Regions from separate parts of the Mus musculus genome. Here region 1 is linked to region 2. The links are chromatin contacts, found by Hi-C or POLR2A ChIA-PET in ENCODE. All regions are on one chromosome and are shown on one strand. Each heading gives the region's core, a stretch centred on a gene start or an enhancer-like site at or near the end of the contact. The rest is flanking DNA. Distances are from core to core; before and after follow the strand shown. Region 1 holds the start of Cdk18 (cyclin-dependent kinase 18). Region 2 holds the start of Elk4 (ELK4, member of ETS oncogene family).

Region 1 (3,828 bases), core at 428-2,927, 130 kb before region 2:
TGAAATTCTACCCTTTGGCCCCATCTTCTCTAATCCTCTAAATACTTAGGCATAGTCCAGCCCTCCAACCTTCCCTGGCATTGACATAGCCTCCCTGCTCCCTGTCTTTGTCATTGTCTTCCTCCTCCTCCTCCCTCCTTCTCCTCCCCCTCCCCCTTTCTTTTCCTCCTCCTCTTCTAGAGAGCATGTCTCACTCCGTGGCTGGCCTAGAATTCATTGGGGAAACCAGGCTGATCTTGAACTTATAGTGATCCTCCTGCCTCTTCCTCCTGAGTGCAGGCCCTCCCCACCACGCCTAAGCCTAGGTTTTCCTAGTTACTCATGGAACAGGACAGGTATCCTCTGTCCCAAATCCAGAGGCTTGGCTGTAGGCACTCTTTGCAGCCCTTCAGCTTGTAGCAGCCACAGCTGCATAAAACACTCATTCCCAGAAAAATCTCCATGCCCTGGTAGGGAAGGTAGCAAAGAGCTGGTAGGCCCTTGTGGGATGTCAGCCACCCATAAGTCACTCTCATGTGGCTGTGACCTCAGGACTCTGTCTTTTAGAAGAAAACTGTCCTCTTTCCAACACCACATTCTCCTCAAAGCAGCCTTCTCAAGGGCACCCAGATTGCAGAAGCTATGTGCCATATCTGCTAAAAGAACAGAGGGCAAGGACCTCTTTGATGTAGTCCCGGCAGAGCACCGGAAGCAAGGATAAAAAGGCCCCAGCATAAGAAGGCTGACCCTCAGCCCACCCCAGCGTTTTTGTGGCGTGCTTTAAACAAACAAAAGGTTTATTTATATTTAGCTTGTGTGCACGCGCGAATTTCGCCCACAGCTGTGTGTATCTAACACATATGTTCTTGGCACCATGGATCAGAAGGTGTCAGATTCCCTAGAACTGGAGCTATAGACAGTTGTGAGCAGTCATGCGGGTGCTGGAAACGGAACCGGGGTCCTCTGCAAGAGCAGTAACTGCTCAGGACTGCTTAACCATCTCTCCAGCGCCCCTGGTGGTGGTTTTTGACCCCTGACGTTAGACAGTGTGGGAGAATGATGTTTGACCTGGGTTCTAAGCCTTGTAGGACTTTGGGCTTCTTCAGTCTCCTTTCTGAGACTTAGTTTCCCCTTGTGTAAACCGAGACCTGACTTAGCATTGCCTATCTGCAAAGCTTCTTAGTTGATTCACTTGGCCAAAAAGGACAGAGTTGTTCCTCTTCATAGTGGAAGAGGGATGCTATGTGGGAAGGAACTCTTCCTCCAGGCCATGGAGAGGCAGAGATGGGGGAAGGGATCAGGGAGATATTATCAGGTAAGTGACAATTTCACACTCCATAAAAGAGAGGAGAATAGGCGAGGCCCTGTGCCCTGAGATCGCACATTAGCTCTTAGGTGCTAGGCGCTGCCCCCACTACCCTCCCCCCACCCCCCGAAATTGGCACTCAGCAGGTTGGGTAGAGACAGAGACCTGTCCGGTGTGGTCCAGGCTAAAGGGCCTCACCCTGTACTTAGTTTAGGGCCAGCTTATGAGGGGAACAGGAAGAAGCACAGGCCTTAGTTCCCAGAGTGGGAGAAAGGGGTGGCCCTGGGACAGAGGGAGAGCAAGGGATTGGCAGTGACTGTGGGCAGGGCCGGTCCGGACAAAGGCGGAGTCAACTTGTACACGTGAAAAACTCTGGCTGGGGCCCGGCTTTTGCCTTCCTCCTCCTCTTACCCACCTTCCTGCACCCCTCCCTTCTCCCTTCTCCCGCAGCTCAGGTTACAGCTTCTTTGGGGGGAAAACCGCTCACCTTTCCAGGGCCAGGAAGAGCCAGGGTCCCGAGTAGGGACCCCGGCGGGGCGCGGGGCAGGGCACCTAAGCCTGGCAGCGCGGCCGCGGAGGGCGGGAGCCGGCTCGCCACGACCGGGACACGCGCAGAGTCCGCCGCGGCGGCCAGAGAGGGGCACCGCGCCGGGCAAGCTGAGCAAAGGTAAGCCGGGCGGTCCTTAAAGGGGCCGACTGCCTTTGCGCTGGAGATTTGGGCAGAATTCCCCAGCTGCCATAGGCGATGGGCGCTCGGCAGGCGCGCTTGCGTTTTATTTTTTTATTATTTATTTATTTTTTTGGTGTGTGTGTGGGGTGAAGGATGCCCTGGGAAAGCCACTCCCAAGTTCCAGGTGCTGAGGCAGAACGCGTGCCCCGCGGGGACTCTGGATCCCGGACTCCCTTTGGCCCTGACCTCCGTCGGAACCCTACAAACGCAAAAGTTCCCCTCCCAGGCACAAGCCAGACGCTAAGTGCTTTCCTTATGGGAAGGACAAGGGTCAGGAGTCCCGATAACGAAGGGATTCAGGAGAGTGTAGGGCCAGATTGCCACCTCGAAGAGCTTTCTGGGCTTTCGTGAACTTTCCAGCCCCACAGGCCATGGGTGGTAGGCCAGAGACCTGGGGAAAACTGAGGACAGGTGAAGCCCCGAGCGCTGGCTGCGTGGTGAGGAGAGTCGCTAGGGAACGTGTCTCTTCTCTTGGGCTAAGTCCAGAGAAGCAATGATCCTCCCCTCCTGTGGACAGCGGTTGATAGCGTGTGGGAAAGGAGGGTGGGTGGCTCGCTCTTCAAACGCATGGCTTGACTGCTCTGTTTGGAGGTCACAAACAGGACTCTGAAAATGGGGTGGGTCAGAGGCTCTGTTCCACGCGGTTGGGGGACAGGCCCCTGATGGCCTTGGGGTTGTTTTCCCTGTACTGAGGGGTCAGCACCCCTCTAGGCTCCAGCGGCCTCATATATTTCTCTTAAGCTTTCCCAGGAGCAGGGGTAGAATTGTGGGATAGGGGCAGTCCTCAGAACCTTCTGAGTTCTGGCTGCTGCCATCTGCCCCTCTTTGTCATCCCAGCTCGGCCTTGAGCAATCTTCCCCAGCCTACCCAGCTGTGTTGTGTGGCCTGGGCCCCGTGGGTCGCAAAGCCCCCACCCTATCAGATGTGAGATTCAATGGAGGCACATAGCCCACAGTGAGGCGGGGTAGGTGGGGATCCAAATCCTTGTGTCTCAAGAACGCATGTCTTTGTCATGCCTTGGGCCTGGGATAGCTTCTGGGGTGTGGCCAACAGGCAGCTATGCCTGTGGACTTGGGCTGCATCGGAGGCTCCCTCTGCCCCAGCTCCTGTCTCCAATCTCTGCAATGTGCCAAGCAAGGTGTCATAATAATGTTATGATAGTTCATGAGTGTTATGATCACTAATGCACTAGCCAAGGAACAGACTGGGGGAGGGGTGGGTGAGAGTGATGTAACGGGTTCAATCCGGTCTACATCTATCTGACCCCAAGCCCGGTCCCAACTCCTGCTCTTCCTGGGCTGGAATTCCCAGGGAGGACAGGGGTAGTTCTCTAAGTAATCAGGCTCCCCAGGCAGACCCAGGCTTTACCAGAGGGACAATAATCTGAGAAACAAGTGGATTCCTAGTCTGGGATTGTTCGGGGAGGGGATAGCTGCCCTGAGATCCAGAGGGAATGGGATTGTGTTTCTCTCCAAACCCTGTGTTCTCTGTCAGTTAATTGATCCTGCTCCCAGGGGAAGAGGCCGCTCTTCATAGGGAAAAAGCCTGGCTTGGGTCTTCTGACTCCTACCTCACTCTAGCCTTCTCTTCTGCCCCTCCTCCTCTTCCTCTTCCTCTTTCTCCTCCTCTCCCTTCTCTTCCTCCTCTCCCTCCTCCTCCTCCTCCTCTTCCTCCTCCTCCTCCTCCTCCTCCTCCTCCTCGTCTTCTTCCTCCTCCTCTCCTGATTCCATCTTTCCTTCTCTGAGTTTGGGACCTGAAGATGAGAAAGGATGGTCAAATCTAAGCCATTTCTAGAATCCTCCTATTGATTTTG
Region 2 (4,202 bases), core at 1,420-3,919:
CTGGGTAACCAGCTCACTAGACATCTTCCCCACAGCTTCCCTTAAGCAGAGCTAAAATAATGTTTATCGGCTCCAGTGTGTCGGGGGAGGGGCAGTCCCTGTCATTGTTCTGTTTACCAAACAGATTTTTTTTTCCCTGATGATGTCTATCCTTATGGAGAGTTACTTTTTTATTAGTAGTTTTCCAACCTTGGCAATTACATCCTAGTGCAGCCTGTTAAAACTACTCCAGTAAATAGGAGCCTAAGGGAAGAACACACTTCAGACATCACCTTCACATCAGGAATGTCTGGGAGAGCCTTAGCAGGGAGAGCCTGCCTTTACTGCAAGAGGCAGAGACAGGTAGATCTCTGTGAGTTCAAGCCAGCATGCTCCAGGGCATCCGTCTGTTACAATAAACCTGTATCTCAGCCCTTAGGAAGCAGGTAATCAAGAGATCAAGGCCATTCCAACCTCTATGAGACTATCTCCCCCCACCACCACCAAAAAAAAAAAAAAACACACCACAAAAAATTAGTTGTGCTAAGGATCAACCCATGATTCAATTTCTGTGTTATTCTTTCAAAGAACTCCTACATACACCGTTGAAACTCTTCATTTTAGCTCCTACAAGTGAACCTCAATGAGTTCCTCAACTTCGACAGAGAACATGGTGGCACACACTTTTATCCCAGGACTGAGGCAAAGGAAGTTCGATCTGAGTTCTTGGCCAGCCCAATCCATATAGTAAGTTCCAGGCCAGCTAGGGCTACATGAAATACTAGAGACCCTACCCCAGCCCCAAGTACAGGAACCAAGTAGAAGTGAAACTGTCCTATAACCCAGGCTCTCCTGAGATGAAGCAGGGAGGGCTGTGGGTATGAAGCCCGGGCTACTGACCAACAAAGAGGGAACAAGACAGACAGATTCCATATAGGTACAAAAACAGAGACACTGTCTAAGTACTAACAATTACAGCTTCAAAAGGTTTTTTAGAAGCATAATGGAGGCAGACTTAAATGGACCCAAATCATCGTTGACAGATTAAATGCTGGAAAAGGTTTAACACTCAAAGACTAATCTCTAAGCTACAATGAAACGGGGCTTTAGGAGCTGGAGAGCAGCTCGGTGGCAAAGTGCTTTGTCTTGTCTAGCATGCCTGAGAACACAGGTTAGATGACCAGCACTGCACCTAGGTAGAGAAAATTGCTTTCTCGAAGAAGTGCAATGGAAAAAGAAGAGAACAGGGGCGCCTGGAGTGCAGACCAGCTGATGAACACCTGATGCAGACCCCAGTTTTGATACATAGCACAAGAAGGAAGGAGAGGAGGCTGAAAGCAACGGTGAGAGCCACAAGAGGATATTAAATGTATACTTTTTTTTTACCTTTTTGTGCTGGTGACTGAAGAGTACATCCCCTGCCTCAAATATATAATGGTGTCCCAAAAGTTAAGACAATATTTCCCCCCCAAAAATGTAACAAACTCCACGTAAGCAGTTTCCATTTTAAAATAAAACCAAAGATCAAAGAACAAAGAGTTCCTACAAGGAAAAGTTGAATCATACTCTTTTAAAAACACCACTCCTAGCCGGAAATACAGAAGCCCCACGTTCTGTGCATGGGGGGGAAGAGAGAAGAGCTCTGACCTTAGAACGGCAGCCATTCTACTGAAAGACTCTTACTTAAATGACCTAACCTTCACATTGCAAGGGCTCGAGAAAATGCCAACCGTGTCTTCTGAGTTCACCCAACAAATTCCCCCTTATTTCCTTGCCGATGCCCGTTAAAACTCCTCCCCTCAAAGATGTTTCCAATGCTTTTCCGAGGAAAAGCTTGCCACAGCTGTACAGGAAGCGAGGAGGACTGATGAAAAGTAGAGAAAGAAAAACCTGTGGCCGGATGGACAGCGAGCTTGGGGAAGGGAAGAATGCGGCGTGAGGCCGCGCGCCCCGAGATCAAAGTGCGGGGAGACGCAGACCTCCGGCCCGTGGGCGAGCCAAGAAAGCACTTTCACTTTCCAACTTCCTGCCACTCCGGCAAGTTAAAACCGTTCCCCTCTGCCCCACCCAGGCAACAAAAAACCGCTGCCACCTTCCGCCCAAGGGACTTCTCACGACCCACCGAGGTGCGGGCAAGGCGGAGGGGGCGCTCCGGCGAGCACCTGAGCTCCACCGAGCTGCTCCCCCAAGGAGAGCGCGCCAGCGGGCCCCGCCCACCCACCAGGTCCCACCCTCCCGCCACCAAGCTCCGCCCCTCCCTCCGCCCGGTGCACTTCCTGCCGCGCCCGCAACCTCCGCCCGGCCCGCGCGGAAACCTGGCTGAGGGGCGGTGGTGCGAGACCCCGACGGGGCGTGGGCGTGCTGCTCACCAGGCAGGGCACGGGACTCCTCGGCCTTGAACGCGGTGCGAGACTCTGTCGCCCACCGCTCCTCACACTCGGACCTCAAAGACCGCGCGGCGAACAGTGGCGACCCCCGCGCCGGGGCCCGAGAAAGCGGCGGCCGAGCCGAGCCAGCCGCGTGCCCGCAGCCGCCCGCATCTCCCGCTGCCGCAGGTCTCGAGCCCCGCCCTCGCACACGCGGCCGGGACGGCGAAGTGGCTATAGTTAAGCTGCCACTCGCCGTGCGTGCGCTCGACGTTCTTCACTACGGCCGCCGTCTCCCGTCGTTCCGCGGCCTCCGCCACTCTCAAACCCCCCCCCCCCGGCACTGCCGGGGCCCTTCCTCGACGCCGAAGCAGCGCGAGCGTCACTTCCGGGGGAGGGGCCGGGCCCCAAAGCCAGTGTTTTGTTTCTGGCCCGGGGCTCCCGTACGTACCCTGTTAGTCCGTCCCGTGCACTCGCTCCGGGGACTCCTGCTCTGCCGGACATTCGTACTTCCTCGCAGGCCCAAAGTCCTGCTTAGGGCTCTCGGGGTAGCAATCTGGGCCCAGGGCTGTGGCGGCGGAGCTGACGTGTGAGGACGACGCCCACTGGTTTACATTGCGAGCTACCACCACCACTTGATCAGAATCATTGACGAATGGTCTCTCTAGAATGGGAAAAGCTTTCCCCCTTACCAACTTAGCTTGGTCCAGAGCTTTAACTTTCTTTCTTTCTTTTCTTTTTTCTTTTTCTTTCTTTTTTTTTTTTTTTTTGGTTTAGAAACAGTATTTTAACACGTAGCTCTAGCTGTTCTGAACTCATAGGAGATCCTTCTGCTTCAACTCCTGGCCCCAAGTGGTGGGATTACAGATATTTACAGATGTGCACCACCACGTCCAGTCTAAGTGACTTTACTTAAGAATCCGAAACACCCAATTCATTGCCTGTAAAGTCACTGTGAAAACCTAATTTTCAAAACTTGCAACATCCAAAGAAGGGATGCAGAAATCAACACCCAATTCCAAGGTTCACAAGTGTTCGCAGCTGAGGCAATTGAGCGTTCCATTTTGTCTCCCTGCCCCACTAAACGAATGAGTGTGTTGTTTGTTTACTTAGGCTTTTTGAGACAGTTTCTGTACTTAAAGCTCTCATGGGATTGACTGTGCCACTCAATTTGGGGTTGGACTCTCAGCAACCCTGTCTCAGTATCAACATTATGAGGATGTTAAGCGTAAGCTGGTTCTTACAAATGTGATTTGTGTTTGGAAGCAAGGTCTCATGAAGTCCGAGCTGAGGTTGACTTTGAACTCCTGATCCTGTTTCCTCCACCTCCCAAGTGATGAATTTACAGGCTTTTAACACCAAGCTCAGTTTCATATATATATAGCTATAGATATCTATATAGATATATAGATACAGATATCTATATATATAATTTTTTCTTTGATAATTTCATACATGCATACAATATATTTTAAACATAGTCCCCCTCCCTCACCTTTCTGACTCCTCCCAGATCCCCCTATGTGCCCTCTTTTTCATTGTTTCTTAACCCAGTGAGTCCAGTTAGTATTGCCCATATATGCCTGGATGTGAGACAGTCCACTAGTCCACTAGATCGTGGTCAGGGACCCACCTCTAAAGAAAACTGACTCATTCTGGCACCCATCAAAGGCCAATAGCTCTTCAGCTAGGGGCGGGGCGTCTATGCTCTGTTCACAATGGAATGTCAACTGCTTGCTCTTGTACAGATCTTTAACAGGCAACCATGGCTTCTGTAAATGCATGAGTGTAGTGGTCATGCCCAGAAGAGTCCAGTCACCCCAGACTTCTGGCTCTTAAAAATCCTTCCACCACCTC

Evidence for each region. A loop is a pair of places that touch in the nucleus more often than their neighbours do. ChIA-PET counts read pairs that join two places held with the same protein, here RNA polymerase II (POLR2A).
Region 1: POLR2A ChIA-PET joins it to region 2 with 48 read pairs in Patski. The contact joins the promoter of Cdk18 here to the promoter of Elk4 in region 2. A Hi-C loop is called at or near these places in 6 of 37 maps with a recorded cell type or tissue (Patski, T-helper 17 cell, T-helper 2 cell and 1 more). POLR2A ChIA-PET finds 5 or more read pairs at or near these places in 4 of 5 experiments (Patski and embryonic stem cell).

The regions. Positions count from the first base shown.
Region 1 is chr1:132,137,534-132,141,361 of GRCm38, reverse strand. Cdk18 (cyclin-dependent kinase 18) reads left to right here and starts at 1,677. Exons shown (of 16, transcript NM_008795.2): 1 at 1,677-1,952.
Region 2 is chr1:132,006,087-132,010,288 of GRCm38, reverse strand. It overlaps Elk4 (ELK4, member of ETS oncogene family), which reads right to left and starts at 2,669. Exons shown (of 5, transcript NM_007923.3): 1 at 2,349-2,669.